Regions from separate parts of the Mus musculus genome. Here all the other regions are linked to region 7. Evidence: chromatin loops called from intact Hi-C (ENCODE). Cell type or tissue: gastrocnemius. All regions are shown on one strand. Links, peaks and the distances in the headings refer to the core of each region. The heading gives the core; the rest is flanking DNA. Region 1 overlaps Gm37336 (a long non-coding RNA gene). Region 2 holds the start of Gm39712 (a long non-coding RNA gene). Region 3 overlaps Psen2 (presenilin 2). Region 4 overlaps Cdc42bpa (CDC42 binding protein kinase alpha). Region 5 overlaps Cdc42bpa (CDC42 binding protein kinase alpha). Region 6 holds the start of Cdc42bpa (CDC42 binding protein kinase alpha). Region 7 has its middle 19 kb from the start of Gm31668.

The links. Peaks named below come from ENCODE experiments on the same cell type or tissue, not always from the same donor. Only the 100,000 strongest peaks of a DNase experiment are listed, where the experiment ranks them.
Region 1: it touches region 7 in a loop (5-fold over the local background); 30 of 42 quality-filtered maps call a loop at or near these places.
Region 2: it touches region 7 in a loop (2.5-fold over the local background); 5 of 42 quality-filtered maps call a loop at or near these places.
Region 3: a loop joins it to region 7, with 4 times the contacts of the local background. A loop is called at or near these places in 8 of 42 quality-filtered maps.
Region 4: a loop joins it to region 7, with 3.0 times the contacts of the local background. A loop is called at or near these places in 4 of 42 quality-filtered maps.
Region 5: a loop joins it to region 7, with 5 times the contacts of the local background. A loop is called at or near these places in 21 of 42 quality-filtered maps.
Region 6: a loop joins it to region 7, with 2.6 times the contacts of the local background. A loop is called at or near these places in 13 of 42 quality-filtered maps.

The regions. Positions count from the first base shown.
Region 1 is chr1:180,212,628-180,217,044 of GRCm38, forward strand. All of the region lies in intron 1 of Gm37336 (a long non-coding RNA gene), which reads right to left. Among named protein-coding and RNA genes, the nearest start is that of Gm37336, 7.6 kb to the right of the region's middle. In gastrocnemius, for the core only: a CTCF peak has its summit at 2,635 (motif pointing left); a DNase peak (open chromatin) is centred at 2,608.
Region 2 is chr1:180,405,491-180,409,907 of GRCm38, forward strand. All of the region lies in intron 2 of Itpkb (inositol 1,4,5-trisphosphate 3-kinase B), which reads left to right. Gm39712 (a long non-coding RNA gene) reads right to left here and starts at 2,923. Exons shown (of 5, transcript XR_003948302.1): 1 at 1-2,923. In gastrocnemius, for the core only: a CTCF peak has its summit at 1,798 (motif pointing left); DNase peaks (open chromatin) are centred at 1,783 and 2,060; H3K4me3 peaks cover 1,997 bases; H3K27ac peaks cover 4,000 bases.
Region 3 is chr1:180,229,057-180,233,056 of GRCm38, forward strand. Psen2 (presenilin 2) reads right to left here. Exons shown (of 11, transcript NM_001128605.1): 8 at 786-869; 9 at 330-431. Among named protein-coding and RNA genes, the nearest start is that of Gm37336, 8.7 kb to the left of the region's middle. In gastrocnemius, for the core only: a CTCF peak has its summit at 1,747 (motif pointing left); no DNase peak of the experiment used is centred there.
Region 4 is chr1:180,159,083-180,163,499 of GRCm38, forward strand. Cdc42bpa (CDC42 binding protein kinase alpha) reads left to right here. Exons shown (of 37, transcript NM_001359541.1): 35 at 524-641; 36 at 2,458-2,615; 37 at 2,953-4,417. The coding sequence ends at 3,084. Among named protein-coding and RNA genes, the nearest start is that of Gm38331, 13 kb to the left of the region's middle. In gastrocnemius, for the core only: no CTCF peak of the experiment used is centred there; DNase peaks (open chromatin) are centred at 2,273 and 3,144; H3K27ac peaks cover 614 bases.
Region 5 is chr1:180,114,722-180,119,138 of GRCm38, forward strand. Cdc42bpa (CDC42 binding protein kinase alpha) reads left to right here. Exons shown (of 37, transcript NM_001359541.1): 21 at 2,946-3,022. Among named protein-coding and RNA genes, the nearest start is that of Gm38331, 31 kb to the right of the region's middle. In gastrocnemius, for the core only: a CTCF peak has its summit at 2,028 (motif pointing left); no DNase peak of the experiment used is centred there.
Region 6 is chr1:179,956,826-179,961,242 of GRCm38, forward strand. Cdc42bpa (CDC42 binding protein kinase alpha) reads left to right here and starts at 3,935. Exons shown (of 37, transcript NM_001359541.1): 1 at 3,935-4,417. The coding sequence starts at 4,285. In gastrocnemius, for the core only: no CTCF peak of the experiment used is centred there; DNase peaks (open chromatin) are centred at 2,365, 3,079 and 3,609; H3K4me3 peaks cover 2,126 bases; H3K27ac peaks cover 2,923 bases.
Region 7 is chr1:179,857,328-179,861,744 of GRCm38, forward strand. No RefSeq gene overlaps it. Among named protein-coding and RNA genes, the nearest start is that of Gm31668, 19 kb to the right of the region's middle. In gastrocnemius, for the core only: a CTCF peak has its summit at 2,077 (motif pointing right); a DNase peak (open chromatin) is centred at 2,061; H3K27ac peaks cover 1,208 bases.

The DNA.
Region 1 (4,417 bases), core at 148-4,147, 360 kb after region 7:
GGGGAAAGGGGTGCCTCCATGGGCCCATGCTGAGGCACCCCTTCCCTGTGAGGGACCAGTATAGAATAGAGTTTATTCAGGACATGGGGAGGGGAGTTGAGAGGGTAGTAGAGACAGAGAAAGGTGGGGGAGGGGCGAGGATAGAGGCCTGCCATGAGCACAGGAAGGGGGGGGGGGGGAGGATGGGGAGAGAGGGGAAGGGGCAAGAGGACAGAGCAGGGAGCAATAAGGAGGAGGGGGAGAGGAGAGGGCAAATAGCCCTTTCATAGTGAGTCAGGCACACCTGGCTGTTGCCAGGTAACTGTGGAGCGGAGCCTAGACAAAATGCTAACATTTAATAAGGAGAAGGAAACAATAACCAGGAGAGAAAGTTAAGGGACAGTTTGGGTTCTGAAGAGACCATAAGAAAGCAAAGCACCTTGTTGTTCCAGAATGTCTCCGTCTTCTGACCTGGGTATCCAAGGGTACTGAGCGGGGTCATAGGAAGTTAATTTTTATCTTTAGGAAACACTGTTAAAGCAGAAATGTTGTGGGAAGGCTGGAGAGGCCCACACTGTCAACTTGCTTGTCAAAAAGACTACAAGAACTGAATCTAAAAGGCATGCACAGGTGAACTAGACATTAGCATGGTAGCCGGCTAAAGAGATGATCAAACAAATGGACTTGAATATCCGGAAGGGTGGAAACTAACCGCTAAGAGCCAGTTTGTCATCCAGACCAGGTTAGCTTTAACAATGTCCATATTCTTAAGAAGTGTATCCCAAGCAATCATTTAAAACATTGTAGAGGATACAGATCCTTGTGCACACAAGCCAGCACTAGGGAAAGCAAGAAAGTGAAACACGCAGGCTTATCTCTTCAAAGAATGGAGACCTTTGCCTGTCTCCACTCAGAATGCTAGCAAGGGCTGCAGGGGGCTGGCGAGATGGCTCAGCGGTTAAGAGCATCGACTCTTCTTCCAGAGGTCCTGAGTTCAATTCCCAGCAACCACATGGTGACTCACAACCGTCTGTAATGGGATTCGATGCTCTCTTCTAGTGTGTGTCTAAAGACAGCTACAGTGCACTCATATACATAAAATAAACAAAATAAGTGTTTAAGAAAAAAGGAACGGCTGCAGTTTACAACCTGATGATCTTTTGTTACCTTAGGGCCAGGCTTCACCCGAATCCCCCAACGGATGGATGAAGAAAACATGCATACAATGTAATGCCCTAAAGAGTAGCCTTAATAATAAGGGGATCTTTTAATCTGCTGTAACATAGCTGAACCTGGAAGGCATGGCGTTAAGTGAGCCAGGCACAGAAAGACAAACACCAGATGATCTTGCCTATGTGCAGAATCTAAGCAGGCTGCCTTTTGCCATGTGATCCTCACAACTTCATATTATTATTATTATTGCCTCTGGCAGTGAAGGAAATGGAGAACTTAAGCACCTCCAAAGTTTACACATGGTAGAAGCAGGACCAAACCAAACCTTGCCTTGATCTTCGAAACCCAGATTTTCTTAGTTATCAAACCTATGGTAACAAGGACTACTGATATTTATGTATCATTGGGGAAACTAACCTGACATTGAATACCTAGCAGGGAGGGAGAAATATGTCAAGGCTGGGGTTACAGTAATGGAGGAAGAGCAGGGACCAGAAAATGGGCAGTGTGGGACCTAGACCCTTACCTTGTGACTTTACTTCCTACTGGCCCACATTTGATCACATTAGGTTACTTTAAGGCTGTTTGGAGAAGTCTCTAAGGGGAGCCAAGGGGCTGCATTAAGTAGCCTCAAAGCCTTGCTTTCCATTGCTAGAGTCCCCGTAACCTGCTATGATGCCAACATGAAGCCCTGGTTATGGGTAAAATTTCACCTGTGCCCCCAACGTTCGCCCAAGCCAGGGTAAAGACATGGGTAACATGGGCGCACTCCCTCTCCCCTCCCCACTTCGCTGCACCTGTGTGTTAAAGGTGTGGCTTCCAGCCTGTGGAGACATTGGACCCTTTAGGCGGTTCCTAGAGGAGGGGCATTAGGTCCCTGGAAGTAAGTCTTGAACAGATGGGTGCCTTACCTCTCTATTTCCTGACAGCCATGAGTTGAATTGGGTTCTCCTATCCATACCCATTCCTCCCATGATGCACTGTGTTGTCACAGGCGTCAGAGCAACAAAGCCAGCAACCATGGGCCAAAGCATCTGAAACCACAATCCCAAATACACCTTTTGGCTACACAGAGTTACTCACAGAGGTGGAGAGCATGCTAAGGCAGCTTTTGATGACTGTGTTGTTAAACACTGGTTGGTTCCAGACCACTCCCACAAGAACCAATACTTCCAGGTTAAACTGAGACTGGAAAGGGGCGCTATGAGCCGCTGTGTCCCGTGGAACTAATGTGTGTTCACCAAATATCCCCAGCAAAGTGGTCAGGCTCATGCCTGGGCCTCGATAACATCCTGATGCTTTCTCCAAGGAGATGGGTGTGAAAACAGAGCTAAATCCCCCACAGAGCGAGAACCTAGACTATGACTTTGTCCAGGACTGAGCCAGATCCTGGAAGAAGCTAGAGGCAGCAGACTGTATGGACCTCCTGGGGTGAAGACCTAAGAGGCTCACAGCAGGATCTGCTGCCCTCCTGTGGCGCGCTGAAGAATAGCATGGCTTCCAGGTCACCAGAGCACAGCAGCCTTCTTAGGGGGTGGGGTGTGTGTACACACCTGCTCAGTCTTTCTGAAACATACTGGCCTCAGGGCCTCTCACACAGGTAGAAGTTCTTCAGGGCTCTAAAACCCATTTTGTGTGTTAATTCTATCCTAGTAGAAATGGCAGGTCAGAATTTTAAAAAGTTATGGACTGATTCCTTTAAACAAATAAGCACCGTATTAACATAAACAACGATTTTATCAAAATAGTTCTGGAAAAAAACTTGAATGAAAAGATTGACACGTAGTTACACTTGTGCAACTTTTCAAAGATTCATTTTTTTGTTACTTTGTTATGTGTGTACCGTGTATGCAAGTGCCCAAGAAGTCCAGAAGACAGTGGCAGCTCTCCGGAAGGAAGCCAGGGATACAGGTGGTTGTGAGCTGCCATGTAGGTGCTGGAACCAAACCCAGGTCCTCTGGGAGAGAAGCATGCACTCTTGTTTCCCCTGCACACATGTCTGTGCACTGTGTACATGCCCTGTGTCCAAAGAGGCCAAAGGAGAGAGCTAGACGGCTTGGATCTGGAGTGATTGATGGTTGCGACCCATGGTTTATGCGCTCAGAATCAAACCTGAGCCCTCAGGAAGAGCAGAGCCCCTAACCAGTGAGTGAGTCATCTCTCCAACCCCTTTTGCAGTTTTTCTACGGTTCTTCTTAATATTACATCATGTGTGTATGCACATGTGCGTGTGCATATATATACATGCCATGGCACATGTGTAAAGGTCAGAGGGCAACATATATGAGCCAGTTTTCTGTTTCCATTGTCAGGAATTCAGGGATCAAACTCAGGTCACCAGGCTTGGCAGCAAGCACCTTTACATTTACACACGGCGCCATCTCGCTGGTCCGATATAATTATCTTTTTTATAGACCAGAATAGAGTTACAGAAGCCAGCTCTATTCTCTTCATAATTCAATCCTTCATGCTGCCCTGCAGCGCATGGCTTCTGGGAAACCTGTGCACACCGGTGTGAGAAGAAGAATGAGAACCCAACGTTAGATAACGTTATTAAGGCATCATCTTGCCTTCCAGGCTCCGAGGACCACAGTTTGAAAGCCACTGCTGTCAAGTTTAAACTTGGCGTTGAGCGGACTCTGGTTTTCTCTGTCAGGGCATCAATTCCTCAGCCAATAATAAACCTGAAGAGGAGGGACCCTGGCCAGGGAGGCTGCCCAGACCTCTGAGGAGCAGAGCTCACCTAGATGGGGGGGGGAGGGGGGAAGAAGCATCATGCCCCTGCCTCCCTGTCTCCCAGCTCACCCTGTCACACAGAGCCTGCCTCCCTGTCTCCCAGCTCACCCTGTCACACAGAGCCTGCCTCCCTGCCTCCCTGTCTCCCAGCTCACCCTGTCACACAGAGGCTGGGCAGTACCCAGGTGGCCTGACTCCAAGGGGAAGCTTCCAGCACGAAGAGGAGAGCCTCCTGATTGATTAACGGACTTTAGATGTAGGACAGAAAGAACTGGGGAGCTGGGTAAGAGCCAGCATGGTGGCATAGGCATATAACCTCAGCATTTTGGAGGTGGAGGCAGAACGATCTGGAGATTAAAGTCATTCTAGGGTATAAATTTGAGGTCAGCCAGGGTGGTAGGACACCCTGCCCCAGCTCTCCCCCTATCCAACTCCCCCTCACCCAACCCTCTGTCAAAAGAGAAGAACTAGGTAAGATACATGTTGACACAGTATTGTCCCCAGCAGGGACAGGAGTTTGAACTCTCCA
Region 2 (4,417 bases), core at 156-4,155, 550 kb after region 7:
GGCAGTGTGTTGGGAGTGGCCCCCTCACCCATCTTGTCTGAGAGATAATCCCTAAGACTGAGTGCTGGGCCGATTGTCTGCTGCCCAGAGAGGGCCCTCAGTAAATTTCCATCTACCAGAAACTCAACCTTGTTTTTTTGCATTTACCAAAGTAAAAATAAAATCTCTGGGGAGACAGGGAGGGAGGGGGCCTGGGGAGGGTTGTGGGACAGCCGCAGTGCCTGGCTCTCTTTCCCAGACAAAGCTAAATGTCCCCTGTTCTCTGCCTTTTTCCATGAGGAAGTGTCCAGGAGAGGCCCACCCCACCCCCCTCGGCTCTTCCTGGTGGCCACTCCCAGCTTCCGACTATTGTTACCTCCCTCTCAGCCTTGTGAGTTGGAGGGAGGCTGAGGCGGGCCAGCTCCTGGTGCAGGCATGGGCTCTGTGTGGTCAGGCATTTCCCCATCTGCCACCTCCTCCTCCTCCTCCTCCTCCTCCTCCTCCTCCTCCTCTTCCTCCTCCTCCTCTTCACTGCTGTCATTTTTAGTTCTGGAAGGAGGAGAGAAGCCAAGCGGTGACCTTCACATCAGAGACAGCGATTGCTGGGCCACCTGGCAGGGAAACCCAGGAACATGAAGGGCACCTCAGCTCTCGGGCAGTAAAAACAAAGACTGGTTTGCAGGGATGGCAGTCCCCTTTGGCAGCAGCTCAGGAAAGTCAGGCTTGGGGGAGAAGAATTACCTGAAGCAAGGTCTCTAGTGCAAGATCTTTCTTTGCTGTGGTCCCTAGAGTCCCAGCTACATGCGATGGCTGTCCGTGAAAACATCCAAAGTCCCAGAGCAAGAGGGAAAGAGAAGAAAGTAGCCCAGACCCCAGACCTTTCCAGTCACGAGTGTTTTGGATAAGGGAGATAGACAGATGAGGGACAGGAAGATGGCATGTCCTGCAGGGTCTCAGGCACACAGAGAGTGGGGTGTGAAGTGAGTGGGGGAGGGGAGTATCCACAGTGGCCCCGAGGCTATGCTGGGACCCTCTTTCTCTGTGGGTGTTTAGGGAGCCACGGTGGCACTCCACGGCGGCAGGCCTGTCCTTGCCAGCTGTGTCCAGGGCCTTTCTCCAGGGTTCTGGCTGATAAGAGGAAGAGCGGTTTGTGGAGCATCCCGGGGAACAGTCTGGATACAGCCTTTGGTGTAGCAACTGAGCCTTAAGTTACAACAGAAAAAAAAAAAAAGGCAGCTAGGCAGGCCGGACCTTCTGGGGAGCCACACAAAAAAAGGCTTTCTGTCTGCCCAAAAGGTGCTGCTTAGGAGAATGGTGACAGACAGCTACCCCCTCAGCAAGGCGATGCCTTCCATGCCTGAGCAATCAGGGGTTGGTCCTGATGAAGAACAACCATCCTGGATCTCCTGTTCCAGGCCGGCAACAGATTCTGAAGGAGATACAGAGTATCCCTCTCCCAACAATAACATTGACCTAGACGCCTAACTTCTTCTCCTGATGGGTCACAAACAGCCAAACCACAGGGACACTAAAAATGCTCTGTAAGATCACCTTGGGGCTATGTGGATGCCGGGTGGATTGAAACAAGGAGTTTCACGTGTAGACTTGGGTCCAGTCTTTAAAAGCTACAACATGGTGTGTGTGCACACACTCTAAGACCTGGAAAAAAGTCTAAAGCATTTCTGGCCCCAGATATTTCGCATAAGGCGCGCTCAGCCTTCCTGGACTCACCTGTGTGTGCCTCAGCTCTCTTCCTAATCCCACCCTGCTCAGGCGATTCTTTAAAAAACGGCTCCAGGCTGCCCCCTGGTGGGCACAAAGCAAGGGCTGGGTGGGAAGGCGGGGCAAAACAAAAGAGGTTTCTTCGACAGGTTTGAAAGTCTTGCTTGTTAAAGGAGGAGGTGGTCAGTCTCGAGTACAGCCTTGCTTTTAGGTGTAGCTACCGGCCTTACCAATGGTGGGACTTTCTTTCTCAGGCCTTCTGTCCTCTCGGAGCGCAACACGCTGACCTTTGTGGCAGGCACGGTTTCTAAGCAGGCTCCAGGAAGGGGCATTGAGTGCCCTACCTGCCTGGGCCTGCACCACACCGCCCTCCCGGGGCCTCTGCCAGAAGAGCACAATGAACAAAGTTGGCCACAAGGCCTGGGAGAAGCACCAGGCTTTTCCCCAGAGAGGGCGGGCACCGATCACTAGGGAAACCCTAGCTGCTTTTATGGAAAGACCAAAAGAAAAAGAAGCTAAGAAGAAGGCATTTTTTTCCCAAACATGGTGAACGCAATGACTTTGTCCGACTTTTGCAAGAGGGAGCAGAAGGTCTAACCCAGAGTGAGCCCTTTCCTGTCCACTTTTTGTCCAGTGTGCCTTCCCCAAGTGTGTGTCAGCCAGGACCTTCTGGGAAAAGCCTGGGACTCAGAGGGAGGGGAGGGCAGGTCTCTTCAGGCCTCCCCCATCTGAAAGGTCAGTCTTGTGACAAAGTGACAAAGTGTTCGCTGTCTATGTGAGGCTGTTTTATAGCTAAGGGAGAGACGAGAGGGGCCCTGGGCATCCTGTTGGCTGAAACAAAATCTTCAGAATTAAATGGCAGAGAGCTGGAAGCCGTGCAACTTGGAGCAACACTAATGCCTCTGAACAAAATGGAAATAAGTATGTCAGCGCTGTGAGGCTCCATTGACGACAGCACCATACCTAGCAACGCCACAGACACTGAACCTCTGATTTGCCTGAGATTTCCCTGTGCGGGCACACGAACCTCGCGCATGCTCAGTCCAGCATTAGCCTGACAGGCTTTTAGGATCGTCGAAGGACAGTGATATTTCACAGTTACTTCCCCCTCATCACTCTTACCCTAGAAAGGGGGGAGCAGGAGAGAGGGGGTTTTTTTTCTTTAAAACTATCTAAAAATAAAAGCAGAGTTATCAAATCATTGAAATAAGAGAGAGTGCTGGAAGGAAAGTAGTAAGTTGGAGGAACGGGTCTGGCGGAAAGGGACTTTCCCAGAGTCTAGCCTCTTCGTGGAGTTGATTTTGTTGGCCCACAAAATATGTGCCCCCACCCCTCTCTAGGTGATGTCAGCCATTTGGGAATCTGCTTTCATAGAGTGGCTGGACCAATGGTTCTCAACCTGTGGGTCTCAACCCCCTTGGAAGGAGTTGAAAGACCTTTTTGCAGGGGTCACCTAAGACCATCCTGCATATCAGACATTTACGTTATAATTCATAACAGCAAAGTTAGAGTTATGAAGCAGCAACAAAAAAATAATTGTATGGTTGGGGATCGCCACCGCATGAGGAACTGTATTAAAAGGTCATATGAGGAAGGTTGAGAGCCACTGGTGTAGACAGAAGCAGGTGAAGCCCCTGGGCTCCTGGGGCTCCCACTATGTGGTCAGGACCTAGCACGGTGGCCCTGGAGGTGGTGCTTCATAAATAACCAATCACACGCTGGCTCAGCTCATGGCCACCCCACTTGCCCTCTGGCCCTTTGGAAATGCCTGGTGGATTATCGCCAGCACTCTGTCTGGAGGGAAACTAAAACAAACAAAAAGAATCAGAAGTCAAGACAAAGTGAGTATTTATGGCTCGCCTGAACTTGGCCATGTGCGGAGCAGAGCACGTGGTGGGAGGTTGGTCTGTATCACCGGGGATTCCACAGGCCCTCAGGGGACCCAGTTATAGGACCCGGTTTAACCGCAGTGAGACCTGGAAGAACAGTGGCTCCTTCTCACCCCAAAGCTTGGTGGCTCTAAGCTCCATCAGTCTGTTGCTGTAGGATCTAGGGAGTGTTTAGATATTTGGCCTCAGGAGACAGCATATTTCTTCCATTGTTCACTCATGGGGTGGTGAGTCCTGAACCTGCAGAGGCTCCATCAAGCAGGTGCTGGAAGGAGGGCAGGCTGGCAGTCAAGGATCCACCAGGGACTGCAGTGGCTCTCTCCAGGAGATCTGTCCTGCGGTAACCCATGTTGTGTCAAGCCTGAAGCCAGAGGCTCTTGACAGCCATGGTGAACCTTGCAGCAGAGGCCATACCTGCTTGGCCTTGGAAAGGTCATACTAGGCTACCCTCCCTGCCTGGACATTCCTACCACATTTGAAACAAGGGGCCCTTCAATTCCATTTTGTGCCAGGCCCTTGCTGATAACTACTGCACTGTGAAAGTAGGAAAGAGGCCCTTGTCCCCACACCCTGCCTCCTCTCATCCCTGATCCTGTCATTCCTCTTCCAACCACTTTGCAGAAGACACAAGCCATGACTCCTTCCTCTTTGTTTAAGTCACTACATCCCTGTAAAATATCTGTAGATGCCCGAAGGGAAAGGCCACCAGAGAGTGGCATGCCCTGGAAACTGTCCACCTCCCCCGAAGCCTACACAAACACAGAGTCAGACCCTACCGAGGCTTCCTCCCATGGGCAGAGCCAGGGCAGAGGTGTGCCCTCCGAACA
Region 3 (4,000 bases), core at 1-4,000, 370 kb after region 7:
AAAAAAAAAAAGGAAGTGAGGGGCCAGGACTTGAGCCAAGCGACCCAGCAAGAGTGTCGTGATGAGAGATTCCCTCAGCTGCAGTATGCAGTATTGCAGACTAGCGACAAGATGGACTTCCTAGAAAAAGTCTGGGGGCATCGGGGTGTGGGGATGGGACCACGGACTGAGTGACTGGCAGCCTAGGCAGAAGCCTGGTACCTCAGGGAGTCACTTGGTTAGGAGAGACCACTGGGACTGCAGGCTGCGGTGCAGTTTGGCATAGCATCTGACTAAAGGTATTTTTAAATAAACTTGTGAAGCAGGCCATCTGAACGCGGGCACCTTACTTTCCTCCTCCTCCTCCAGCTCCTCCCCTGGGTAGCCAGGCAGGGGGGCTTCGAAGGCTTCAGGGTATGAGGGTTCTCCAAAACTGTCGTAGGAGTCTTCTTCTAAGTGTCCAGGAACAAAGGGCCGCCGTCATCGCCACCGTCATCATATAGCATGAAGAGTGGCAGGGAGAGACAAAGGCTGGTCAGATGGTACAAAAATCCAGAAGATTCGCCAGGTCCCTCCCATGTCAAGGCTCCCCGGAACTGCCCACCACCAACATCCAGCAAAACTGAGGTGGGAAACTAAGGCTCGGGAGGGGCAATCTACCCCTCACTCCCTCTCTGAGACAGGTGTCAGAGTCTGGCCGTCAGGCAGTGCCACTCTGCCATGCTGAACCTTAATTCACAGAGGGACCTGCCAAGCAAGGTGCAGTCAAGGCGTTCCCTGGACATGGCTGTGAACCCCATACTCACCCATCTCTGGGTCATAGGGGAGCTGCAGCGCTCCTTGAGAGGAGGGGTCCAGCTTTGCCATGCCCACCGTCCACACCATGGCAGCTACAGGAAGAGCAAAGGGACACAATGCCTCAGGTAGTACTGACCTGGAGGAAGTGGAGCCGGGCTATCTATGTCCCCAGAAAGCCTGCAGAGCACCTCTGTCCCGAGGCTGTGCTCAGGCTTGGCTGATCGAGGCTGGGGGTCAGGGGGAGGGGAGGGTGAAGTTCAGGGACACTGGCTAGGTGGGGACTGACATTTCACCTTTGTCCTTTTGCAATCCTCTCAAGCAACACTGGCAATAATGGTGCTCAGTGAGCGGCTTGGTGAACTGCATCTTTAAAAACGTGTCTTATTTTTCAGGCTTCAGTTTATTACAAAAAGGGAGGCGTGGAAATTGTTTACATGATGAAATAGCTCTTGTGGCACCATTTCAACAGTAATTTCGGTCTGCTCACTGTCCAGGAACGTCACTGCCTCCAAGTAAGAAATAATCTTTGTCGTCTAGAACTACTTTGGTGTCTCCGTGTTCTAGGAGACAAACCTGTCTCCAGCTTTCACACTGACCGGTTGAACCCCTCCACCCTTCCTTTAGAGCCCTGTCTACTACTACTATAACTACTACTCTTGCTTGCCAAATTCTTTCATGGGATTTTTCTGAACTTAAAATGCTGCCTTTGGTTACAGTTACAGCTGCCCTCCTTCAATCAAGACTGTCAAAAGGCAGAAGAAACCTAAAAGCCTGTCTGTCCTCAGGCCACTGCAGCTAGAACCTAGATTGTCTTTAAAAGGAAGTGCAACATAAAAATGTAACCATAGGGGTTAGAGAGAGGGCTGTGGTTAAAAACCGCTTGAAGAGGTCCTGGGTTCACTTCCCAGCACCCACATGGCAGCTCACAAGAGTCTGTAACTTCAATTCAACGGGAATCCAATGCCCTCTTGTGGCCTCCATGGGTACTGCAGGCAAACTAACATTTGCAGGGCAAATCTTTTCAAAACAAGTTTTTAAAAATTCAGTCCTTGGAGGAGATGAAGGGGTTTGCAACCCCATAGGAAGAACAACAATGTCAACTAACCAGACCCCCCCCCAGAGCTCCCAGGGACTAAACTACCAACCAAGAGTACACATGAAGGGACCTATGGGCTCCAGCTGCATATGTAGCAGAGGATGGCCTTATCTGACATCAGTGGGAGGAGAAGCTCTTGGCTCTGTGGAAGCTCAATGCCCCAGCATAGGGGGATGCTAGAGCAGTGAGGCGGGAGTGGGTGGGTGGGTAGGGAGCACCCTCATAGAGGCAAGGGGAGGTGGGATGGAATGGTGGGGTTTGAGGAGGGGAAACCGGGAAGGGGGGCATTTGAAATGTAAATTAATAAAACAACCAATTTTTTAAAAAAAGGAAATGATTTTCAGTCCTGAGGCTGAAGAGCTGGCTCGGTGGCTGAGAGCACTTGCTGCTCAATCATGAGAAGCAGGGCTCACACTCCTGTGCCCTTTAACAAGCCAGTGGCCCTGTAAATGCCTCTCATACTAGCTCTGAGGGAGCGGATGTCTTCCTTCTGGCCTCTGTACATGGGGTGTATGCATGATCGTATGCTCATACAGACACGTATGCACACCCAAACTAAACACTTTTAAATGCAGTGCCTGCATCCCTGTGTATTCAGATCTGCGAAAAAAAACCCAGCTCTAAACCTTACAAGATGGGAATCCAAGCTCACTGATGGTCCCTCCCTGCCTCGGCCACTGTATCAAGCACCCACTCTATTTTACGTCTGTGACTTTGCCTCCTCTTGCTGCCTCCTTAATCACACCATGCCTGTCCTTTTGTCGATAGCTCAATTCACTTATCCCAGGGTCCTCAAGGCTCGCCCATATCACGTGGGTCAGAGTTTCCTTCTTTTGTAAGGGGAAATGATACTCTGTTGTATGGAATTACCATATTTCAGTCATCCACTGACACTTGGAGCTTTGAATTCCTGTGAATGAAACTGATACAGACACAATGTGCACATGCTTGTTTGAACTCTGCCTGCTTTGATCCTCTTGGGTATATGGGCACAATGGAACAACTCACTGAACTGTCTCTCTCCAGCTTAGCCTCTCTTCAGAGTTTATTACTTCCTGTTTCCAGTTCCCTGCTGAGATTTCCACACTCCACAAAATCCAAAGCCCAGGCTTAATATCGCCCCCCCCCACATACCCACACCCACACAGCATCCCTGGCTCACCAGCCTGGCCCCTTCTCTGCAAAAGGCAATATGTCTTCCTTGTTCCTCGGATACAAAGCACTGCCATTAACCTTGGCTCCGTCTTACAACCCCAGCAAGTCTTGCTTGCAAACTGCCCCAGAATTCACGGCACCCCACAGTCTCCACTGGGCCCTTCCTGGGTTGTTTCTCCGTGTCCAAACCGGCTCTGGATTGTGCTGCTGTCCCAGTCTTTCAGGGGCTTACATTTCCTTCAGGAAGATGGGCCATTGTGTCACACTGTGGTCTGCAGGGCTCATACTGTCCAGACCTTCCCCTCCTACCTTTCCTGTCTGCTCTAGTCGCACTGGACTCTCTCCCTGAGCACACCTAGCCCCAGCCCACGCCCAAGCCTACCTCGGGGTCTTTGTACCAGCTGCCTCCCTTTCCTCACCCGCTGGCCTCCAGATTTGTACCTAATGCTAACCCCTACATAAGAAGTCAGGTTTTTCTGGTCAAGTGTGAGCTATGAATGAGGTCTGCTTGGCCATCTTTTGCAAAACTTGGCTGTGAAGTCCTTGACCTCTAGCCCTCCCTTGTCTTCAACAGAGCACCTGCCACCTTCTGTAAAATACCTACTTACATCCATCTACTTCCTTAGTTTACCTCCATCCTCCATCCAAGAATGAATTCTCTATGGATACAAACCTCCTTTGCACATAAGGAAACGCCCAGCCTCAGGCACTCAGACTGACCAGAGCCATCTGCCCCTTATCCTTAGAACATTTCTGGGACATGCTTTCAAGCCAAGGGGCATGCTGCAGGCAATTCTCCACTCTAAGCTTCATTCATCGTCTATTGGGATTACCCGGCTCAGCAGCGGGCTTCCAGGGTACCCGAGGCACCAGAACCCCAGAATCACAGGCTCTATACTCAGATAGCGGCCACTGCTACCACAGGGAGTGAACATCACTGGTGAACTCACATAACCATGCCTCCTGTGAGAC
Region 4 (4,417 bases), core at 198-4,197, 300 kb after region 7:
TGCCCTGCACCCCTTTTCTAGTTGAAAGCACTGAGTAGGGCAGGTCCCAGACTCATGCTCCCTGGTACAACTGTGACTGAGCTATGAAGTGCAGCAGGAGGAAGCTTCATGTTCCAGAGCTAGTAAGATTCATGAACATGACACATGGCGCAGGAAGAAAGGTTTGTCAAGAAAATAATTTTAATTGACTCTCCTTCAGATAGGCTAACTCAGGTCTCTTAAGTAAATAATTTCAACTGTAGACAACGCAGTTTCGTTATCTGCAAATGTCCATGTAATTCTGCAGCCCACTTACAGCTAACCATGTAACGTTGCAAACCAAAAGCTGCCTATTGGTAAGTACTCCTTGGCAGGGATGACATTCATTTCCTCTCAGGGCTTCAGAGCCCTGCTGGTGAGAAAGACTGGGACTCGATTGCTCCCTGCCCTCTATCATTCTGTTCAAGATGCCTAGAGAACCAGAGTAAAAGGCAAATGTCCACACAAAACTGGCTGAAGAGTATTCCTCTCCTTTGTGTTTTAGAACCCACGGCCTCAGGAAAGCCGGACAGTATTCAGTGGCTCCGTCAGTATTCCCTCCATCACCAAGTCCCGCCCTGAGCCAGGCCGCTCCATGAGTGCCAGCAGCGGCCTGTCTGCACGTAAGTGGCCGGGCGGGGAGGGGAGAGGAGCTGAGGAGGTGAGACCACAAAGAAAAGGTATCCCTTGCCCAGGAGCAACTTCCTGGTAGAGATGATGGGGACCTGTGTCTACCAGAAGGGACTGTACAGTGATGCCCGCAGCAGCATGCCCGAGTGTGTGGGAACATGTGCACAGAGTTAGTTCATCGTGGCTGGGATAGTTCCTGCATGTAAGATGGTAGTTACAGATTGCCATCAACTTTGAGTGTCCAGCAGACACTGTACACTTGACACCAGAGACCTCAGCAAAGCCTTCTTTATTCCCAAACCACTGATGGCCGAGCAGCTAAATACACTACATCCATTTTCCTATTTCAAAGTCCTTCAGTCAGAAGACATACTCGTTATCCTCATTCTTGGACTTCCCTGGTACTTTTGTTTATTCAGTAAATACTGGTTTCTATACGTGCCTTGTTTCCATATATTGTGAGGTTCAGTTATGCTATATTCATCACTACTGACAACATAACAACTTACCCCACAACTTAGAACCATAAAATAGCAAGCAAACAAGCTGGGCATGCCAGCACAGGGCTGACGCAAGAGAAGAGCAAGTGTCCAGGCTGAGCCATGTCACAGAACTCTGACAAGAAAGGTTGGAGGAGGCAGGGAAGAGACGAGGGGGCGAGAAGGAGCCACACACCACAGCATGTGTTTATTTACCTCATGAGCTTTCTGAGAGTCAGAATGGTTTGGGCTTTTTCATAACACTGTTGACATCTTTATTTGCCAATCAGAAATAACTTGGGGGCAGGGTCACTTAGCATCTAAGTGCAGACTCTCTCATCTCTGGGGCAACCAGTCTTGGGAACCCAATTTTAGTTTTAGAATACAAACAGCATCAGGCTAACCTACTACAACCATTTGGCAAGGACCTAGGTACTATATTTCTAGAACACCAGTTTACAAGCAGTAGTGGTAGTGTCTGGAAGGAGTCAGGGATGGTGAGGCTGTGAGGGCTTAGGGAGGGAAGGGCCTCGGGGGCATTGAGAACAGTCTGCCGGGTGTGCTTCTGCAGTGCCTTCTGAGCACTGACACAGTTGGTGGTCAGTAGCTGGACATACAATTGTATGGTGACAGTTTTGTTGGATTCTTAATGTAAAAGGCAGTTAACAAAATCAGTAATACATTGAAACAGTCTATAACTCAGTGTCCTTCACCAGTCATGAAACTTAATAAAATTAAAACTTTTCTTAAGCAAAGACTAAAGCATAATGAGAAACGTGGAACACTTTTAAATGGGCACTAACAGTACTTGTCATGTTTCCAAGGGTTCTTCTCTTGTTGTCAGTGCCACTGGTCCCCTTGCTATATGTCCCAGCTCTTAGGTCAGCATTTGAGGGTGCCCTCAAAGTAACCCCCAAAGTGTTCCTCTCAAGCTATGAAATAAGAGTGCTTTCTTGTGTTCTGTTTTCTATGAGAGTTTCTGAAAGGCAGCATTTGCCTGGGGATGGCTGTGTGCTTCTGAGAGTGCAGCCCATGTCTTAGGAGCCTCTGTGAGGTCTGGGTAGGCAGATGCCCCATCTGTTAGAAGAAAGCCCAACATGTCTGTGGTATGACGATGCTGAGGGCACCCTGGCAATGGCAGATGGCACTGGAAGGATTCCATGGGCACCACAGGGCCTGGGGACTGCTGTCTAAACACCAGTAGTCCCATAGCCAGAGGACAACAGAAACAACCTTCCGCATGGGACTTCTGTCTTCTTGGAAGCCTGTACACTTTATAGAGGTGTGGCCTCTTCTGAATACATAGTTCTTCCCAACCATTGTCCTGTAGGGTCGTCAGCCCAGAATGGCAGTGCACTAAAGAGGGAATTCTCTGGAGGAAGCTATAACACAAAGCGACAGCCCATGCCCTCTCCCTCGGAGGGCTCTTTGTCATCAGGAGGCATGGACCAAGGAAGTGACGCCCCTGCGAGGGACTATGATGGAGAGGTGAATGGGCCATGGATGGTGGCTGCACCTGCCATGCATGCTTAAGGCCAATGTTTCGTCCAGGCTGATCTACTCCCTGCCCCTTTGCATGTGCCTCTGAAGGGAGGGCAAGGCCTGTCACGGGTGTGTAAACTGTGGCTTTCCAGAAGCTTCAGGCTTCTAATCACCTTTCAATGAAGGGTTCAGCAGTTTTCATGTGTGTGCATCCTCCAGTCATCTCATGGAGGAGCTGTCTGCTGACACGCATGGGTGGTTGGGTTGTGGGTACTGGAGAGGCCTGGGGCAGTGATTGTTCTCTGTTCCTTTGCTTCTCACCAACGCTTTGTTTGTTTTGCAGGACTCTGATTCTCCAAGGCATTCCACAGCTTCCAACAGCTCTAACCTGAGCAGCCCCCCAAGTCCCATTTCACCCCAAAAGACCAAGAGCCTCTCCCTGGAGAGCACAGACCGCGGGAGCTGGGATCCATGAGCCCAGGACCGGTGACTGCAGGCAGGGACTCTGCACTCCCACTCCGACAACGTGCCTGGCAGCAGCCTTGCCTTCCGCACTGCTGCAATGGGGATTCCTCCGCAGCCAGGCCCGCTTCACCCTCCCCTCAACCCCCAGGTAGCTTCTGTAGACAGACTGCGCAGACGCAGCGCTAAGAGTAGACCGGTTGTGTTCTCACCGTAGCCCTCACGTAGCGCCCAGCAGCCTCCATGAGCGTCAGCCAACTGTTGCCAGGAAGTAAACCCTCACGAATTAAAACAATGCATATTTTACTACAATACAGAGTTTAAATAAATACATAGATGTAGAAGTTAAATACTGAATGTAAATAGTCAAAGAAGCATCTTGTGTTTGATGAAAGATGGATGCGTATATAAGAAAGATCATTTAATTTAAAGAAATGTGTTGTTTCTTGTCTGTTTCCCAGCTATGTCATATACAGGGTAGAAAGGCCTCAAGTGACACTGTAAAGAGATCAGAAGTCAGGTCCCCATGGTGTCTCTTCTCAAGCCTAGGCAGGCTGAGGTCACAGGGAAATCTAAGGAATGTTTGGAGATTAGTGCCATTGGTGGGATGTGACCTGAACACCACCGGGGGTGGTGAAGCCACTCCAGAGGCTCACTTGCTCTGAGGCATCTTGCCTCTGGTTCTCAGACCATGTCCCCCACTTACAATATTTTGGTATCTCGCACAGATGAATGTGAAACAATTCTGCCACCTTCCAGCCCTTCCCATCCTAACGGGGAATTCGTGGCTTCTGAAGATTATGGGATGGTCACGCAGCTACTTTTCTGTCCCTGCCAAACCTTGCCCCCTCTAGGTTGCAATGAGGAGTCTCTGGATTAAGCACAACTTCCCTGTTGGTTAAGGGTAGTTTTAAACACACTGCTGGGGACAGGTCTCCTTACTAAATCACAGAAAACCTCAGAAGCATAGGCTTGAATGGCCTTGACCAAATATGCCTTCCCACGTGAGGGGACGGTGGGGCTTGTGGTGTGCTGGCCACCGTGGACTGTGAGCCAGCTTCCCCTCTGGATATCTACTGCTGCACTTGTCCCAGGAAGCATGAGGAGACCACAGAGTCCTCTACTCAGACGTCCTCCAGCTACGCACACAGGAGGGGACAGGTGGAAACTAGTGCTCATGACGTAAAGAGGCCCTGCCTCTCTTAATCCTCTCCTCTTCCGGGATGGAAAAGCCACCATTTCTCCCCACTTTAAGCCACATCTGAAATAGATCTCCAAGCTGACCTTTACACAGCTGCCAGGCCCTGCAGGTCAGACTCCCCAGGCATGCAGCTTTATGGGGGTGT
Region 5 (4,417 bases), core at 169-4,168, 260 kb after region 7:
AATGAAGAATTTTTGGGTGTTTGTTGTCTTTTTCCAGGTTGGCTGATGCTTACATTGTTTGTCCTTTTTGATTTACCAGATTTACTAGTATTTTTTTTGAGAACTTTTGTTCTTCTTTTTACATGTACCTAGCTCAGCGCATGTCATAACTCTATGATATAAACCTCTTATACAATTTTTCCATAATGTGGACATTATAAGGGTGATGATTTAGTAAAAATAAACTCAGAATGTGACTTATTTTAGTAAAGGCATTTTACATAGAATTACCAAAAATCCATTTTTCTGCCAATGGCCATCATCAATTACTGGATTAATATATGGGCTTTGTTTTTAGCTGAGAGTTTTCTTATTATTTTCCATACCCACAACACAGAGAGGGTTGGGTCTGGTTGGGTCTTTAATGCCAGCTTATACTAGGGAGAACAAACGAGCCACATAAAAGCACTAAATTACTGTATGGCACCTTTTTTCAATGATTGAATTTTTTATTTTAAGATTTATTTATTTTATGTATTCACCATTGCTGTCTTCAGACACACCAGAAATGGGCATCAGACCCCATTGTAGATGGTCGTGAGCCACCATGTGGTTGCTGCGAATTGAACTCAGGACCTCTGGAAGAGCAGTCAGTGCTCTTAACCACTGAGCCATCTCTCCAGCCCATTGATTGAATTTCTTAATGGCAAAAGTGTATAAGAACTAACAATTCCAGGATAAGCCATCCTGCTAAATGATCATGCTTGATTTTAATTCATACACAGCAGAGAAGTATATTAAGGAAGAAAAACAATATGTAATATAGGTGCCTGTAGTCCTAAAAGCAGTTTAACCAGAATGACACCTGTGCCAAATAAAAGCAACAGATCAAATTGACTGCATTATTTTTATATTATATCCAAACTTAAAAGACTTTGAAGTTCCTGGCACATGAAAGCACATTAAACAAAGCATTTCTTATTTAGAATATTGCAAAATGTCATTATGTTACAGCATGATATATTGTGCTATATAACTGAGTTTACAAAATGAGGGCAAAATCCTTTTCTATATTTTATTTACTATTTTATTCCCAATATCTAGAAAAGTATCTGCTACATTTGTGTGTATGTGTGGAGAGAGAGAGTGACAGAGAGAGAGAGACAGAGAGACAGAGAGAGAGACAGAGACAGAGAGACAGAGAAAGAGAGAGAAACAGAGAGAGACAGAGAGTGGTGGGGGAGATGGTGCATGCCTTGGCATCCATACAGAGGATAGAAAACAACCTTCAGAATTTAGTTTTCTCACCTGTGGGTCTTAGAGATTGAACTTAGGTCTTTAGGCTTGGCGCAAGAGCCTTTAGCTGCTGAGCCATCTCAGCTGTTCATAATAGGCTCATAATAAATATTTGTTGATTAAATATTTTCACTGTCTGTTAGAAAATTATGATAGAATAATATTAATATTGAGAAGCACATAAATCAGTGATTGGGAGACAACTGTGTAAAATGCTTACTTTGCAAGCATGAGTGTCTGATTTCAGATTCTGAGTACCTACATTCCCATCACCCAGGAGTGATACACCTAAAATCCCAGCACTGAGAGAGAAGGAAAACAAAAAACAAAAACAAAACCCTGGAGTTCACTGACAAGTCATTTTAACCAAATGTGAGCTTTAGTTTTAGTGAGAGACCATGTTTCAAACACAAAACAAAACCAAATGAAGGACAAGGGAAGATACCCAGCAACTGCCCTTAGACCTCTAAATGTAATGCATGACCGTACACCCAAATATAAATACAGAGAGCACCTGTCCTGTAACACAAACCAGTTGGCAAGTCTTCATGATAGAAAAGTCAAAGCTGCACAGTAGGGGCTGGAGAGAAGTCTCAGCAGTTCAGAGCAGAGGGATGGGGTGGGGGATGAGGGTGGGGTGGGGCTTCTAGAAGACCAGGTTTAATCTCCAGCACCCAGAGTAGCCCACAGCATTCTGTAACTCCAGTCCCAGGGTTCTGATGCCTCCTCCTGGCCTCCACAGGCACTGCATGCACATGGTGTACAGACACACATGAAGGAAAAACATTCATAGATACGAAAATTTTTTAAATTAATTATGATAGGCTATTTCTGCTTTACTTCCTCTAATATTTACTATCATCCTTGTATTTAGAGAATTTTTAAGATAGAAATTTAAATTTATCATAGTCAAAAAGTATATGTACATTTAAAAAAAATAATTGGAGAAAAAATGAATTTTGGATTCTTCATTCTTCAGGAAGCTAATACCTGAAATAGGAAAAAATGTAATTAACTATATTTGCTTTATTAATGAAATAAATATTACATTTCATAAATGCTGAAAAGATTATTTTTAAAAAAGTATTTCAAAAGATGTACCTTGTTTGGCTGGTAAATGAATTTAGAAAAGTCAAAGATAGACAAGCTTCTACTTTTATGTTATTTTTCAAACTGCCCAAAAAATATTTTATTTTATTATGACATATTAGATCAGTGGTTCTCAACCTTCCTAATGCTGTGGTCTTAAAACAGCTCCTCATGTTGTGATGACCTCAACCATAAAATTATTTCATTGCTAGCTCATAATTGTAATTTGCTACTGTTATGAATCTTAACGTGAATATCTGATACACAGGGTATGGATATCTGTGAAAGGGTTGCTTGACCCCCAAAAGGGTCATGAGCCACAGGTTGAGAACTGGTGTATGAGACAGAGAAGGTAACTAGTGACTGAGCACTGTCATGTAAGCTAGTCTAGTTTAACTGTTACAGAGTCTGGGAAACACTTGTGTAGTTTGGTTTTTTAACTATGTAGAGTTAACATGATCAATTTTGAAACATAGTAGCTTTATTTTTAAAAACTTTAATAGATTGAGACAAGAGAGGTTATCCATGAAAGTTATTTTTAGTTGTTCTACTTTAAAAAAAAAGTTGCTGCTGTTTTCTAGGTATAGAGCACCAAGACTCACAGCATTCTTTCTTGGCATTTTTGAATACGCCTACCGATGCTCTGGACCAATTTGAAGTAAGTAACTACACTGAAGACCCTTGGGTCTACATACAGCTTGCTCTGGGACCTAAATTTACCTGCAGTAAAACTTTAATTGCAGCTGCATAAGAGAACCTAGCATCATATGAATAAGTGAATAGAAACATGTAAGGGAGGAATATCTGCATTCTTATGGAAGTATGACAACATTTGTATGTAATAAAAACACCTAAGAGTCTGAAACTAAAAGCTGTTATTAGACTTTAAAACAGTTTCAGCTTCAACCCCCTGAAGAAACGGTGAAAGCAAGGAAAAAAATCCCAATTTTTGAAATAATTTTCCTTTTCTCCAAAGATTGGAGGCACAGTAAAAATAAGTGAAAGCAAGAGCACGCTCTCTAGCTCACTGCCGCTCGTGTTCCAAGTCAGCTCCAGGAGTGTGCACTAGAGAATGCTGTTTGATAAAAGTACTAATCTACACTCTGTTAGCTGTACTCTGAAGTAGTGATTGTGTAGCTCTTTGCTCTTTGTCATTCTTTCCTTCTTATTTAAATATTTTGCTGAAAAAAATGTAATATAATGTCAAAGTATGTTTTATGTCAGAAAATATAAGTTATTGGTTATGGCCTTGTGCAGCCGTTAGAAATCCTGGAATCTCTGTGCAAGGCTCGGACCTAAGAACTGTAATGTGCAGTGAGCCCAGATCCCTCTCGTCGCTTCCATTCCCTCGGGAACAGTTAGGAGCAGATGCCCTGGTTCAGTTGTTATTTTCAGAAGTGCACCATTCACTTAGTTAGCGGCTTGCCGTGCACTGCCGTTTTATTACATTGGGGACAGTAACTGAATTTCATTTCTTGGGGAAGGGAGGAAGAATTTCTAAGCTCTTGACAGTGGTGACAGTAACTGCTTTTTTCATTTACTTATTGAACAAATGCCATTTGCCTTTCAGTTGTTTTGGATTTATTATTTGCTTGTATTAAATTGCTTCATCCATATTTTCTATTTTTTATTGCTGAATTCGTTAAATAGGATTCCCTTTCTTCTTCCTCATCCTCACTGATTGATTTTTTGGATGACGTAAGTCTTTGATTTTCAACCAATGCATCCTTCAATAAAAAAGATCAGTGAATTGATTTGAAGAATGTGCCTAGAAATGCAGTCAGTTTTAGAAATATAACTTGGAAATATATGTGAGCCAAATGCTTCCTTCTTATAAATATAGTGGTCTATCATTATTAAATGTGATACAGTTAAAAAAAAAACTTTTTAAAAAAATGCTTTGGCCTTTGGCAAATCTCTGTGTTTCCATTCTTTACCAGAAAGACTGGAATGCTTGCTTCCGCTCTGTCTCTGTCCGTGATAAGCGGCTCCTTTTGTCTTTTATGGCTTCGCTTTTACTCTCTCCTTTTCTCTTCAGCACCGTGCTGTTTCT
Region 6 (4,417 bases), core at 257-4,256, 100 kb after region 7:
AATAAGGAGGTCTGACTTTAGAGTAAGTCCTGCTATGCATGAACTCTGTACGAATCATAGTAAGTCCTGAACTCTGTATGAATCACAGTAAGTCCTACTATGTTTTTTACTCTGTTATTAATTAATTAATAATGTTTGTAGGTGTACATTTGTGTGAGGTTGTGAATGCATTGATATGGGACTTGCCCAGTAGGCTAATCTGGCAAACTAGTGAGCTCCAGGGGTCTGTCTGACTTTGTGTCCCTTGTGCAGAGGTTCCAAGTGCTCATGTTTGTGCTTAACTTCTTATGTGCTTTCTAGAGGAAATGAATACAGGTCCTCCCGCTTGCATGGCAAGAACCTTCTCTACAGAGCTATCTCCTCAGGTCCTGTTTGCCATTGTTGTAACTATGCTTATTCTTGAGTAAGAGGTACCAAGTTAAGCATAGGGCTGGTTGTTATAAATATTAATTGGTACACGGCTTCTTCTATTCTTAGCCCTGAGTTGGAGAGTGGATTGGAAAGCTTACACACTGTGGGCTGTTTAACCACACATGTCCTTTCTCAACCTACCATTATACCTTCTCGTCTTCCTTCTTTATTTTTATTTTTCCTGAAAGATAGGGGTTCATTGTCAACATCTTCACAAAACTCTGATTATTTCAACCACACTGGGTGTTTGCTGTGCAATACATTAAACCTCTGATTCTTAGACCGAGTCTCACAAAGACCTTCCCCAGGCTCTTTGCCTTAAGAGCACCCTGTGCCAGACAGCCTGGGTTTTGAGGTAGCACTTCAGGGGATGTACCACCACTGGGCCTGCCCCTTTCTTTGGCTTAAGCTCAGTTTCATTAACAAGCACGTTCACACTTCAACTAGAACATTTAAAATAACACCCGCACAATGTGTTTAGTGTTCAGTTAATTATTAAGTCTCTAAGCTTGAATTATTCAAGCAAAATTGATTGGGTTCAACCTTCTTCCTTCTCTTTGTGCTTTAAAAAAAAAACAAAATAAATTCTCTCCTCTCCTCTCTAAATAATTTGGAAAGGGTTATTTAATAAGTTTCAATACCCTGGTCTGTGGGTGGTACCCAAGGGCTAATTAGAATAGGTAGAAGGACAGGCAGCTTGAGTCTTTTGTTAAAAATTGTGTTTAAGACTGGGGTGCGGTTCAGTGGGCACAGCCTGTTTGCCACCCTGAATTCTTTTCCAAGCCCTGGGAAAAAAATAGCACCTGCAATCAATTCGTATATTTCTATTACTAGTTAGACATTTAAAGAGAACCGACAGGGTTCACCTTCCTCGACAACTGATTTCTAATTGTTTAAAAAAATTCATTTTACCTCTTTTATACGTGCATGCACATATCCCTGCGTGATTGTGGCGATCAGAGGGCAAGGCATGAGAATTGATTTCTCTACTTCTATCATGTTGGGCCTAGGGATGGAACTCGGGCTGTCTGGCTTGGCAGCAGGGGTTTTTCTTGCTGAACCATCTGGTCTCTGTGTGCTCTTTTAAAAAACTTTTAAAAACATTTTTATGACTTACTCTCCTGAGTAAATGAACTTGTTAAAAAATGTGTTGACTTCATTTTAAAAACTTGGTGAGGCTGAAGAACATTTCTTGACCTACATAGATGATTACAGACGATATAAAACTATCCCTTCCCATGCAACGTCTTTGTTAAAATGGTAGGGAAAAAAGACACCAATGGCAATGAAATAACAACAGTAACTAATGTCAAATGATATTATTTAGTTTAGGATCACATTTCACGTCTATAATTTTGTTACTAGTACAATTAAGGAACAGGCACACTCAAAGATTTCATGGCTGGAAATGATTAACCTTTTGTCTGAACCTATCAAGTATCACTCACATGTCAAGAACACATTGAAAATAATGCAGACCTTACTTATGCCAGCAAGAAGAGACTCGGAAAGTATACATTTCAGAAAAGATTCACTATATTCTGCGAATCACAGCAACTTTAACCTGAGCCGTCATTTTCTGACTTATCTAGGCCTTCGTTTCTGGTTCTCCCTGTTTTTGCATTACTGAGATGTAAGAATGATTCATTGCATGCGTTGCCACGGAAAACGGGTGTAGGGAAGGCATATAAAATAACCACGTTTTGGAGGAGGCGCTCACTTGGGGGTGGGGGCGATAACAGAAACGCAATATTCCGGTTTAGCTGTATCAAAAGTAGAACCTTCCATGAGCATTATGGAGGGAACTCTCTCAAAATCTAAGACCACAAAACCCTGAAAGGGCCCCACCAGCAGCAGGTGCCTTGGCTCTTCAGTGACTTGCTTTTTGCTGCATTGCTACCGGGCCGCAGAGTGGCTGTCCCCATACCTGAAAAGTGTGCTGACAGAGAGTTGTAGGTTTGGTGACAGTGACGAACTATGTTGATTGCGGGAGCTGAATCCCCAGGGGAGCTTGTCACCTTGGGTGAAGAATAACAGGCATGATCTAGGATATTTCTGGAGGAAAACATGCCAGGCTTCACATTGGGGGAAACTTTGGGAAACAGAAACGGGAATCCCTCTCCTTTGAGATCCCGCATGCACGACAGGGATGGTGAAGCAGACCAGTCTCTTATTATTTTTCCATCCTGGGGGAGTGACACAAACGCTGTGGATTAGGAACACCGGAAATTAGGAGTCTGGGGCGTGGGAAAGCCGAATGGGGGCAGGGTGGGCAGGTAAACAGCGTCTGGAGCGGCTGTCTTGTCTTAGAGCGGTTGGAAGCCGAGGGTACCCTTGCGGGACCGACGGCATCTCCGCAGAAGTGGAGGAAGAAGGCCGGCTGGGGGGTGGTCACCGCGGGGACCCCGGGCGGCGGCGAGGCACCGTGGCGCAGTTCCCAGCCCGTGCCTCACCGAGCCAACCCGTTCCACACCCGAGTCGCCCCGGGGGACCCCGCTTCCCTGGCTGCGGCAGCCGCAGCGCCGCGGGCCGAGGCGATCCCCCTCCCCCGGGGCTCGGGCTCGGCTGGGCCGCAGCGCGCCGCTTCCAGCGGGGTCGGGGGGCGGGGCGCGCCGCCATTTTGGATCCGGACGGTCCGCGAGCCTCCGCCTGCGCGCCGCGGCGCCGGGAGCGGCCTCGGGGAGCCTAGGGCGCGGGCGCGGGCGGCGCGGGCGCGAGCGGCGCGGGCGGGAGGGCGGGCGGGGGAGGCGGGCAGAGGAGGAAGGGAGTGGTTGGGAGCCGGGCTGCGGCAGCCTCAGGTCTCCTCAGCGGCGGCAGCGCCCCCTCCTCCCGCGCCTCAGCCGCCTGCGTCCGTCGGGAAAGATGCCCTCAGCCCAAGGCTGGGAAGAAGGGACTCGAGTCGCCGCCCGAACCGCGGCTGCCGCCCGCGTCCTCTGAATTCGTCAGCGCAGCCCCTCGCCGAGGGGCGGCGGCGGCGGCGGCCGCAGGGCGCGAGCGGGAGCCCGGGCGCTGCGCCCGGCGGCACGGCGCGGCCCGCCAGCGGCCTCCGGCATGGAGCGGGCTCGCGCGGCCAAGTAGCCGCCGCCCCCGGAGCCCGGCGCGAGAGCCGCCCGCAGCCCGCCTCATCCCGGCTGCGCCGCCGGCCAGGCCCCGGGAGAAGCCGGGAGGAAGATGACGCGTCCTCGCCGCAGTCCGCTGGAAGCAAGACTCGCTGCAAAGCCCTAGGAAGAAAGAGCTCGGAGCGGAGGCTCGGCGTGCTCCGAGCCGAGCCGGGAGAACTGCTCCGGCAGCTGCCCTCCCTTTGCCGCGGAGGACTCGCCCAGGCGCTATCCGAGTGGAGGTTGGGAGCATTTGCAGAATTTTTGGCTTTCCCTCCCCCTCCATACGTTGCCCCCTCCTCCTTTTTCAATTTTTCTTCTTCCCGGGAAGTGAATTGCTGATGCCAAGGGGACTTTATTCATTAATGATGCAACTGGATTCGTTTCAGGATTATGTTGCACGAATTGAATTTTGAATGAAGGAGTTTTTTTTTTTTTTTTTAAGGAGTGTTGACTCTTTAGTTCGTTGTACTTTTAATTATTATTTTATTTAAATGTACAATTTAATTGTATTATTCTCTTAAAATATTAAATCTATATTTTATGGAAACTCACCCTCAAGATATATATGTTTATGGGTGAAATTGGAGACGCTTCCGTTAAGTGAGGTGACTGGTGTATTGGATGTTTAATTCAGCACCGGCATTGCATGACAGTTGTTGAAATAACAAGTGGTTTATTTTTAAAAACCACATCTTTAAACTTTTAGGTTCAGATAGTAACAGTAGACATCGTAAGGGCATTTAAAAGAAAACCAGCAGAAATCGAAGCAAACATGTCCGGAGAAGTGCGTTTGAGGCAGTTGGAGCAGTTTATTTTAGATGGGCCAGCTCAGACCAATGGGCAGTGCTTCAGTGTGGAGACGCTACTGGACATCCTCATCTGTCTTTACGATGAATGCAATAATT
Region 7 (4,417 bases), core at 225-4,224:
ACTGTGGTTTGCATTCTTCCTCTTCATTTTTTTAAAAGATTTATTTATTTGTTTTATGTATATGAGTACACTGTAGCTGTCTTCAGACACAGTAGAAGAGGGCATCAGATCCCATTGCAGATGGTTGTGAGCCACCATGTGGTTGTTGGGAGTTGAACTCAGGACTTCTATGAAGAGCAGTCAGTGCTCTTACCAGCTGAACCATCTCTCCAGCCCTGCAGTTTGCATTCCTTACCAGGAAGAATAGAAGACAATGTGCTGGTAATATGCACTTTTTCTTCTTGTATAACAACACAATTTAATTTTTGCCATGACTTTAATTTAGTTTTTAAAACCCTTAAATTGCATTTTATGTGTTTGAGTGTTTTGCCTGCATGTATATCTGTGTACCATGTATATGCCTGGTCTCCTAAGAAGCCAGAAGAAGGCATCAGATCCTTTGGGACTGGAGTTACAGTTGATTGTTAGCCTACAAGTGGCCTTAACCACTGAGACATCTCTCTAGTCCTGGGTCTTTAACTCTAGAGCCATGGGTAGTCTCTGCATAGAGCTGTGGTCTGACGTTGTCTTCTCTATGATAATATACTGTGTACACCCGGCTCCACACTATTCTTCCTATCGTGGTTGTTTATAGCAAATGTTAAACAGTGTCTTAAATTGTTGATTATTTATTTATTTATTTATTGCTTTTCGAGACAGGGTTTCTCTGTATAGCCCTGGCTGTCCTGGAACTCACTCTGTAGACCAGGCTGGCCTCGAACTCAGAAATCTGCCTGTCTCTGCCTCCCAAGTGCTGCGATTAAAGGCATGCACCACCACTGCCTGGTGATGATTTTATTTTCCATACTATGCTTTGGGAGATTTTTTTTTTAATAAAGAAAAATTTCCTCACTAATGTTACATGCCCCCCCCCCCGCCAGATAGTCAAACTAGAGACTTTATTATTTTTTTTTCCTACAAAGACTTCAGATCCAGTACTTTTTTACATACTTAAAAATGACCTAAAATGACCTATAGGGAAAATCTAGTAAGCTACAGCAAACAACAGATACTTGCATATATATATGCATATATATGTATATTATCATGATACAATTTATAATAATCAAGTTATACAATTAGCCTAGGGCCTACCAATAGTGAATGGGCAAAGAAAACATATATGTACACTGGATTGTCATCTAGCCATAAAGAACAAAATCATGTTGTTTACAGAAAACTGTCTAGAACTGGAGATCATCACATCAAACAAAATAAGCTAAACTCAGACAAATATTGCATAGTTTTGCTTGTTGTTTGAGATAGGGCCTCATGGAGCCCAGGTTGGCCTTGAACTTGGTGGAATTCGCTATGTTGCAGAGTATGGTATAGAACCCCTGAACATCCTGCCTTGGTATTTCAAGACTTTCCCACCAAGCCAACTTAACAAAATTTCTTTAATAAGCAGAACATTGATTTTTTTTTTTTAAAGAAAAGCATTAAATAGAAGGGAACTATTTGAAAGGAAGCGGGGACCAGGACAAAAGAGATTCATAAGGAGGGGTAAATGTGATTAATATACATTATAAGCATTAGGAAAATGTCACAATGAAACCCGTTATTTTGTACAGTTAATCTACACAGACGGAAAGCGGGAAATAATGACTTATCTGCAAAGACAGGCAAATTACAGATGCTTCTTGGCTTCTGATGGAGCTATGTTCTGATAAAGCCATTAAGCTGAGGACATGGTAACTGGAAAATATACCCATGCCTAGCTTACAAACATCCCGCTCTACAAGGCAGCATGGCCAGACTTGCGGGTGTTCACCTTCAGGATCTCTGGGCTGACCGGGAGCCCGGGCTTCCTGCTCCTGCCCAGCTTTGTGAGTGTTAGACCTCCTATTTAAAGGCCCGGGGCGGGGAGATCAAAACTGGGAAGTGAGGTGTCTACTGACTGCAAAACTTTCACATAATTAAAAAACTTAAAAAATATGAAGGTAGGATCTATCTGCGTAAACATTCGATAGGGAAAGAAGTGCTAAGGGTCCTAGGGGTCCCCTACGTGGGTGCCATTTGGGCTTTAATGTACTTCACCATTAGATGGCGCTATAGTAATAGACATAACAACTCAGTGACCAAGGCCTGGTCTTTTCACTCCAAGTAAGTTCAGAGAGTTCTAAATTGGCCTTTGTCAGCCCAGCAAAGGAGATTTGCTTCTGGAACCTCTGTGGTAAGACTCCATGGCAAGTCAGATGGAATGAATGCTAGAAACAGGGCTTTTTCTTCTTATTTTTTAAAACATATAAAAAAATCGTTATATGTATGCACGTGGGTGTCTATGTCTGGGAGCGTAGGTGCTCACTGAAGCCCTTGCGTCCCCTGGAGCTGCAGTTACACATGGTCATGCGCTGCCTTCTGTGGGTGCTGCGATCCTGACTTGGGTTCTCCGCAAGAGCTGTGTACACTTTAAACTGTAGACTCCTGCCCTTCTCCTCCCCCTTCTTCCTCCCCTCGCTCCCTCCTTCCCTCCCTCCCTCCCATCTTCTTTCTCTCACTCCCTTCCTTCTTCCCTCCCTGCCTCCCTCCTTCCTCTTCTTCCTCCTTGCTGGGAAGAATACTCAGGGCCTCGTGCAAGTCAGGCAGTCACTCAGCTACTGAGGTGCAGCTGTGCTCCAGAACTTGACTTCTGACTTCAGGATGCCCTGTGACCTCCAGACTCGGGGTCTGGAGCTTAAGCCCAGGAATGCTTCGTTAGACAGGTTGGGAGGCATTGTGAGACATCTTTGCATGTCTCCTGACGTTGTGACTCTTCTAAATGTGAATGCAAGAATGATAATGAATTAGTTTATGATTTTGCTTTTTGGAATAGAGTCTCAATGTATAGTTTAGGTGTCTGTGAACTCAGGTCCTGCTGTCTTTACAGTTCCTTACCACCATCCCCTGACAAAAATACTTTGTTGCCATCTATGGAGAGGGCTCCTGTTTATCCAACATCCAAACTGATACAATTCTTCCCACTAGTGTTTAACATCCTGTGTTTTCATCCTGTGTTAATTCTTTCATAAATGGATGGCTACGTATTTATCATTATTTATTTATTTATTTATTTATTTATTTGTAGCAGAGCAAATACACGGCAGCCTCTCACATTTGGGATGTGGGGAAGAAAAAAAATGGCTCTTCTCTGGTCCAGACCCTCTTCAGTTCCAAGCCACCTGCCCTTTGCTGTTCCCGACTTGTTTTCTACAGTGAGTCACAAGGTGTCCTCGTCAGGGATTCTGGGTCCCCAGAGGACATGGAAAACTGGGTCAAGGGAATACTCATGGCGGTTTAAAGGTTTTTCAAGAATGGCACGTTTGCTTTAATTTCTCACATAATTGAAAGGCTCCAATGGTATTAGAAAGTTAATGGGGCTGTGCGTGAGGCCGTAGAAATAGAAACAAATCCAGCTAGACCTACTTTCAGACAAAAAAAAACGAGTCCAAGAAGAAGGCACCGGTGAAACAAAGAGAACCGAGTAGGTTTTATTTAGAAATGTTTCCTGGCCTAGGAACCAGGGTTGCAGCCCCTCAGGGGGCCTTGAGGGACCTAAGCCTGCTGGGAGTTCAGGAGCTCGACATGTCACCCACAGGCTCACGGCCTGTTGACAAAGGGTGGCTCAGTTGGATGGCAGGCCTTGCTGTTAGTCTGTCCCACTGGGGGACCATGTCATCACCACAGCCAGGAGCTACTCTCTCTGTTCTGTGCTGGGCGCCATCCATCCTGCCTTGTCCTCCTAGGCTGGCACATTCCATGACAGTGAGAAAGTTGCCAGGGCAAACAAGCGAAAACCTTGTCTGTATGCCCACCGTGGGCAGAGAGCAAAGGACCTCCTGGCTCTTCCAACCTTCAGACCGATATCCACTACCTCTCTGTTTCTTTCTTAGGAAGTGGTTGCTGCCATCACAGTCTTTTACCTTCATTGGCCAGTGATCAGTGGGTGACCATGGGGCCACAGACACCCCACTGCTTGTGGGGCTGGAGATCTGGGTGCTCTGAAGGGAGGACACCTTACTTGCCTTTGGGCACTGGGAAAGACTAGTAGGAGCCAAGGCTTCTCTAGGCCCCAGAGTGGGTTTCTCCCCTAACACTCAGTCTGTCTCTGAATCGCAGACGTGTTCCCTCCCCACATCTGCTGAGAAATTACATTCCTGGAGAATCGCTGCTTCCTCGGGACGCTGGGAAATCTGCTGAGCTTCCTTGCAAGCATACCCAGGGTAGCCACTGCAGGGACCTTCCCAAGTAAAAAGGGCATCACACTCTTAAACACTCTTCATTGTGGCTTTACCCGGGAGTCTTACCTTCTAGCCACAGGCCACGATGAAACTATATAAGGGAGTAGCTACCAAATTTATTGTAGGTAAAACACCAATACATGTTAGCTTCAGATGGGGAA